Regions from separate parts of the Homo sapiens genome. Here region 1 is linked to region 2. A link is a contact called in ENCODE Hi-C or POLR2A ChIA-PET data. All regions are on one chromosome and are shown on one strand. Each heading gives the region's core, a stretch centred on a gene start or an enhancer-like site at or near the end of the contact. The rest is flanking DNA. Distances are from core to core; before and after follow the strand shown. Region 1 holds the start of MIEF1 (mitochondrial elongation factor 1). Region 2 has its middle 22 kb from the start of PDGFB.

Region 1 (2,703 bases), core at 146-2,645, 240 kb after region 2:
CATGTTGGTCAGGCTGGTCTCGAACTCCTGACCTCAAGTAGATCCGCCCACCTCAGCCTCCCAAAGTGCTGGGATTACAGACGTGAGCCACCGTGCCCAGCCCTGCAACAGACTCTTGATTGGTCTCCCTGCCTCAGCCCTGGTTCCATTCCGTTATTCTCAAGCCAGACAGATCCCATTGAAAGGGAAGTCAGATCCCAGCACTTCTTGGCTCTGAACCCTGCTGTGGTTCCTTTGCACCCGCCATCTCCCTCCCAGTTCTGGTAAGGGCCTCCCCTCTGGCCTCTTTCCCAGCTCCTGCTCACTCAGCTGCGAAAGCACTGGCTTTCTCCCTGTGGCTCCTAGACCACGCTGAGCTTAAAGGCTTACCTGGGGGGAGGCCTGAAATGCTCTTCCCTGCAATGTTCTTCTCCTGGTTCTCGTCCTTTTATCAGATAGCCTGACTATTCTGCAATTGCCCACCCCTCTACTGGTAGATATTACCTTTTAATCCTCACCACAGCCCCAAGGCTGGGTGAGGTTAGGAAACTTGGCAGAGGGCAGCTGTCCCTAAGTGGTGGAACTGGAACTAGGAGCCAGCGGTGGCCCCGGTGGCCCCGGACTCCAAAGCCCCAGGCCCTGGGCTTGGCAGAGCCAGGCATGGAGGGAGGCAGTTGGGGGAGGGAGCTTCCATAGAGACACGGCCTCCGTCCTCAAATCTAGTGAGAGACAGAGAAGCAAATGGATAAATTACAGTGCCTGGCATATGGTAGGCGCCAAGAAATACGTTTTGTTGTTGAACAGATTATGAGGCGTAAGATGTGCAGACATTTCCGTGGGGCCCAAAGAAGGCACGTGAGTGTGTTAGAGGGAGGCGAGGAAGGGGCTGGGAGAGATTTCCCAGTGAAGGGGGGCATTTGAGGTAGACTTTGAAGGAAGGGTAGGAGTTTGCCAGAAGCCATGGGGCCTGGGGAGTAGGAACAGCATGGAGGGATGAAAAGAAGGCGATCTGAGAAAATGGGTTTTGAGGAGCTCTGAATATTAGTGTTAGAATTCCCTCAGGTACCCCAGGGCCCCAGCCAGAGATCAGCATATACAGTACAGGAGGCTGGCCAGGTACCCCGACAGGCTAAGGGGTTGCCAGCAGGTGAGGGGCCTACCCGGTGCGGCAGCCTTGTTGGACAGCGAGGCTACCTCCTGCCCTCTGAACTTCTGCCAGCATCGGGACCACCCCGGTACCCACAGCCGGACCCGGACACCGGAGTCCTCTGGGGGCGGGGCGCGAGTGGCCTCTGCAGGCCAGTCCCTTGGTGAGGTCACACACGGAGGCGGGGCTCAGGATTGGGGGGCGGAATCATGCGCAGGGGGCGGGGCCCGAGAGAGAGCTTGGAGAAGACCGGAAGTCCCTCCGCCTCCACTCGCCCTCGTGCTCCCTTCAGCCCCTTCGCAGCTCCGTGCGCAAGGTCGTGTCCCGGAAGTGAAGGGGCCATGTTGATGGGTGACCCGGGGAGAGGTACCCGGCCAGAGGCGAGTCCTGCGGAGTGGTAGCGCGCACGGCCTGCGGGTGAGTGAGAGAAGGAATGAGGGCCGCCGGCGGCTGGGCGGCGGGGAGGTTGCAGCGCCTCCTCTCAGGCTGCTGCCGGCGCCTCGCATGCGGCCCGGAGTCAGGATACCAGCATGCAGCCGGGGGTCTCGCCCCATCCCGCCCTGGACTTTCCCCTGGGAGACCCCTCGGCTGCCCCGCCCCGCCCCAACCTCGGAGACCTCCAGTGCCCCGAAGCAGGCCTGCCCTGGCCTCTGGGCCTCCGCACCCCGGCCCGGCCCCCACGGTTGGTGAAGTGCAGACTGGCTGGGGCTCAGCCGCCCAGTCGCCCAGCGACCTTGTAGTTACAGCCCTCGCCGTGACAGTCGCCTTTTACAGCATCAAACACTTCTGTTGATTTTCTGCATCGGGAGGTCCTTAGGGCCGAGGGATCTCTTAAACAGTTGAGGAAAAATGGGCAGGGATGGTGGCTTGCTCAAGCTTGCGCAGGAAGTTAGCAAGGCCGGAGGCTAAGGGCTCGCGGACTTTGGGCCCAAAGTCCAATCTTTTTTTCCAGCCAAATACTTCCCCCACTTGGTGTCATTTCTTTATTTCTGAAACGGAGGTGATCATTTCTTCCACATAGGGACGTTGTGAAATTCTCTCCGTTACGCATAATTTTGAGCCCCTTGTATGTGCCAAGCGCTGTGCTGGGAAAGTTCGTGGAGCACCCAGAAGTGCTGTACACACGGTCCGGCTCCAGCAAAGGGTAACTCATTCCAGAGGCAGGCAGAGTTGGGGTCAGGAGTGCAGCCCTCCCCTTGACAGCTGTGGGCCCGCGGGCAAGTTACTTCCCTCTGGGAGATTGTTTCCTCCACTTAAAATGGGGTAATGTTGACCCCTAGGGTAGCTGACAGAATGAGTTGTTATGTGAGACATGCTTCGAACATTGCACGTTGTATATAGTGCAATATAATGCAATAAGCATTTACTGTTACTAAGAACCCTGACCACCTTCTAGATTCTTAATTTAAATGTGGTCATGGGCAACAAAGCACTTTACAGATATGCTTGTGTAAGGGTTTATTGTTACTGAAGGAAGGCAGTGGCAGTTTATACTTAAATGTAATTATTTATTGAGCATTTACAAACCTGGCTAGGTGCTACTAATAATATCTGCTGTTGATAGAGTGCTTCGTGTG
Region 2 (2,740 bases), core at 54-2,553:
TGGAAAGCTGGGCCTGTAGAAAGCACAGAAAGTGCATGCACCATGATTAGGCTTTGAGCTGCGTCTACAGGGACGTGATGTGCTTGTCGCACACATCTACTACATGTGTCAGAGTGGGAGCCTGGGAGTGCTCAGGACTGAGTCCTTTCTGAGGTTCCTCATGGCACCAAGGACAAGGGTAGCCAGAAACTCCCCGGGCCCCATCACAGCTCCCTGCTCGCGCGGGCTGGGGATGTGTGTGCACACCACACGGACGGGCGTCCGGTCCATCACAGGCACTCTCTTCCTGGACACACCACCTGCTCCGAGGCAGCCTCCATCCTCCCCCACCACTAGACACTCCGAGCAGTGGAATACCATTGAGGAGGTCCAGGGAAACAAGGTGATCCCATCATGGTGAACTGAGTTTCCATAGACCCACACACACATACCCTTACACACATACATACTCCCCTAGGGAAGGGTGGCTGGAAATAAGGTAACAGGACACATATGAAGGTTCTGGGAGGCTGGGCACAGTGGCTCACACCTGTAATCCCAGCACTTTGGGAGGCCGAGGCGGGTGGATCATGAGGTCAAGAGATCAAGACCATCCTGGCCAACATCATGAAACCCCATCTCTAATAAAATACAAAAATTAGCAGGGCGTGATGGCACGCGCCTGTAGTCCCAGCTACTCGGGAGGCTGAGGCAGGAGAATCGCTTGAACCCGGGAGGCAGAGGTTGCAATGAGCCGAGATTGTGCCACTGCACTCCAGCCTGGAGTAACAAGAGTGAAACTCCGTCTCAAGAAAAAAAAAAAAAAAAGTTTCTGGGGACCACAGCCGGTAAGGGGCTCACTCTCAGACTCCTGGGTTCCTGCCCCTTAGGGCCTGGGGGAGAAGGCCTCGTTTAAACAGAGAGTTTATTCATCTTAGTGATCTCTGTGTCCAAAGCCCATTGCACAGGGGAAGCTGAGGCCCAGGAAGCCTGAGTGACTCGTCTAAGATCACACAGCAGTATGGGAAGAGCCAGCCCTAGAACCCAGGACTCTGACTTCCTGGCCATGCCCCTCCCACACAGAGTGATGCGTGTCTAGAGATCACCCCAGTTCTACTTTCCAAAATGAGTCAGGAACATCTGTACCTCTGGGACTAAAAATACTCCCAGGGACACCCCAGTAAGAACGCTGACATCTTTCCGGGTGTCTGAAAACAGAACTGGCCTTCCTAAGAACTAACAACGATACTGTTTTCAGCCACGTTCCCTTCCTGTTCTTGCTACACGCTCTGTCAAATAGGTGGCCAGAGGCCCGGGTGCAGATGCAGTGGCTCACGTCAGTAATCCCAGCACTCTGGGAGGCTGGTGGGCGGATCACTTGAGGCCAGGAGTTTAAAGACCAGCTTGGGCAACATGGTGAAACCCTGTCTCTACTAAAAATACAAAAAATTAGCCGGGTGTGGTGGCACAAACCTGTAGTTCCAGCTACTCAGGAGGCTGAGGTGGGAGGATCACCTGAGCCGGGAAGTCAAGAGTGCAGTGAGCCATGATGGCATGCCACTGCACACCAGTCTGGGCAACAGGAATGAGACCCTTTCTCCAAAAGAAAAAAGAAAAGTAGGTGACCAGGCCCCATCTGACAGGATGTGCCACTGAGGCCTAAAGGGATCTGCCCAGGATCACACAGGCAGCCCCTGACACCTGGCTGCCACCTCCAAGCCTAGAACCTTCCCTGATGCCAACTCCCTCTCAGAGACTCGAGGGCAGAGCACAGACAGCATCCACCCCATCCCCACCCCGAATTCCTTTGATTTTTTTTTTTCATTTTTAATGTCTTGGCCGGGCACAGTGGCTCATGCCTGTAATCCCAGCACTTTGGGAGGCCGAGGTGGGCGGATCACAAGGTCAGGAGTTCGAGACCAGTCTGGCCAATATGGTGAAACCCTGTCTCTACTAAAAATGCAAAAAAAAAATAGTCAGGAGTGGTGGCGGACGCCTGTAGTCCCAGCTACTCGGGAGGCTGAGGCAGGAGAATCACTTGAACCTATGAGGCGGAGGTTGCAGTGAGCCAAGATCATGCCACTGCACTCCAGCCTGGGCGACAGAGCAAGACTCCGTCAAAAAAAAATCATTTTTAATATCTTTACCATAAAAGCAACAATACATGTTCATTTATGAAAATCTAAAAATTGCAGAAAAGTCAAAATAAGGAAGAAAAATCACCACCCACAGCCCCACCACCCAGAGACAATCATTGTTAAGGTTTGATGTATTTCCTTCCATAGTTTTTTGTTTGAGGACTTTAAAAAAAAAATGGGGCTGAGGTCATACTGTATATTAAAAGAAAAAAAAAAGGTGGTATCCTGCCTTTTTGACCTGCCATTATATCATGGCCACTTTTCTAGTTCTTTCACTCTCTGTAATCTCGTTTCTTTTTCCTCTTCTCTGAACCTCATTTTTATTGGCTGCCTAATATTTTGTCAAACCATATTCCATGGTTTATTTTGCCATTCCCTCATTGTTGGAAATCTCAGTTATTTCCAGTTTTTCGAAGCTATAAATAATATATTTCGATTAATATCTTTCTACAGATAGCTTTCCTTTTTCCATATTTAGGGGTTGCTCCTTGGCTGGCATGGAATTCCTGGGTCAGCAAGCCATGTGTGATATGCTTCTGACTCAACCCAGTTGCTTTTCTAAGGACCTGAGCCATGCCTGGTCTACAGAGGAGCAGAGAAGCCCCAGGAGGTGACATACACTG

What was found. Hi-C counts contacts between places; a loop is a spot of excess contacts on that map. ChIA-PET counts read pairs that join two places held with the same protein, here RNA polymerase II (POLR2A). Pooled maps may share reads with other maps.
Region 1: a pooled map shows a loop between it and region 2 (4-fold over the local background). The contact joins the promoter of MIEF1 here to the enhancer-like site in region 2. A Hi-C loop is called at or near these places in 2 of 50 pooled maps. POLR2A ChIA-PET finds 5 or more read pairs at or near these places in 4 of 52 experiments (K562, Panc1, WTC11 and 1 more).

The regions. Positions count from the first base shown.
Region 1 is chr22:39,500,895-39,503,597 of GRCh38, forward strand. It overlaps MIEF1 (mitochondrial elongation factor 1), which reads left to right and starts at 1,396. Exons shown (of 6, transcript NM_019008.6): 1 at 1,396-1,543. LOC105373035 (a long non-coding RNA gene) reads right to left here and starts at 1,266. Exons shown (of 3, transcript XR_938263.4): 1 at 1,140-1,266; 2 at 370-698. RefSeq lists enhancers at 1,176-1,677, 1,535-1,584, 1,678-2,177 and a silencer at 1,685-1,794.
Region 2 is chr22:39,265,476-39,268,215 of GRCh38, forward strand. No RefSeq gene overlaps it. Among named protein-coding and RNA genes, the nearest start is that of PDGFB, 22 kb to the left of the region's middle. RefSeq lists enhancers at 1,066-1,145, 1,326-1,595. Within about 2 kb of position 1,304, at least 7 of the 41 ENCODE cell types and tissues checked have a DNase peak (open chromatin) inside an H3K27ac peak, as active enhancers do.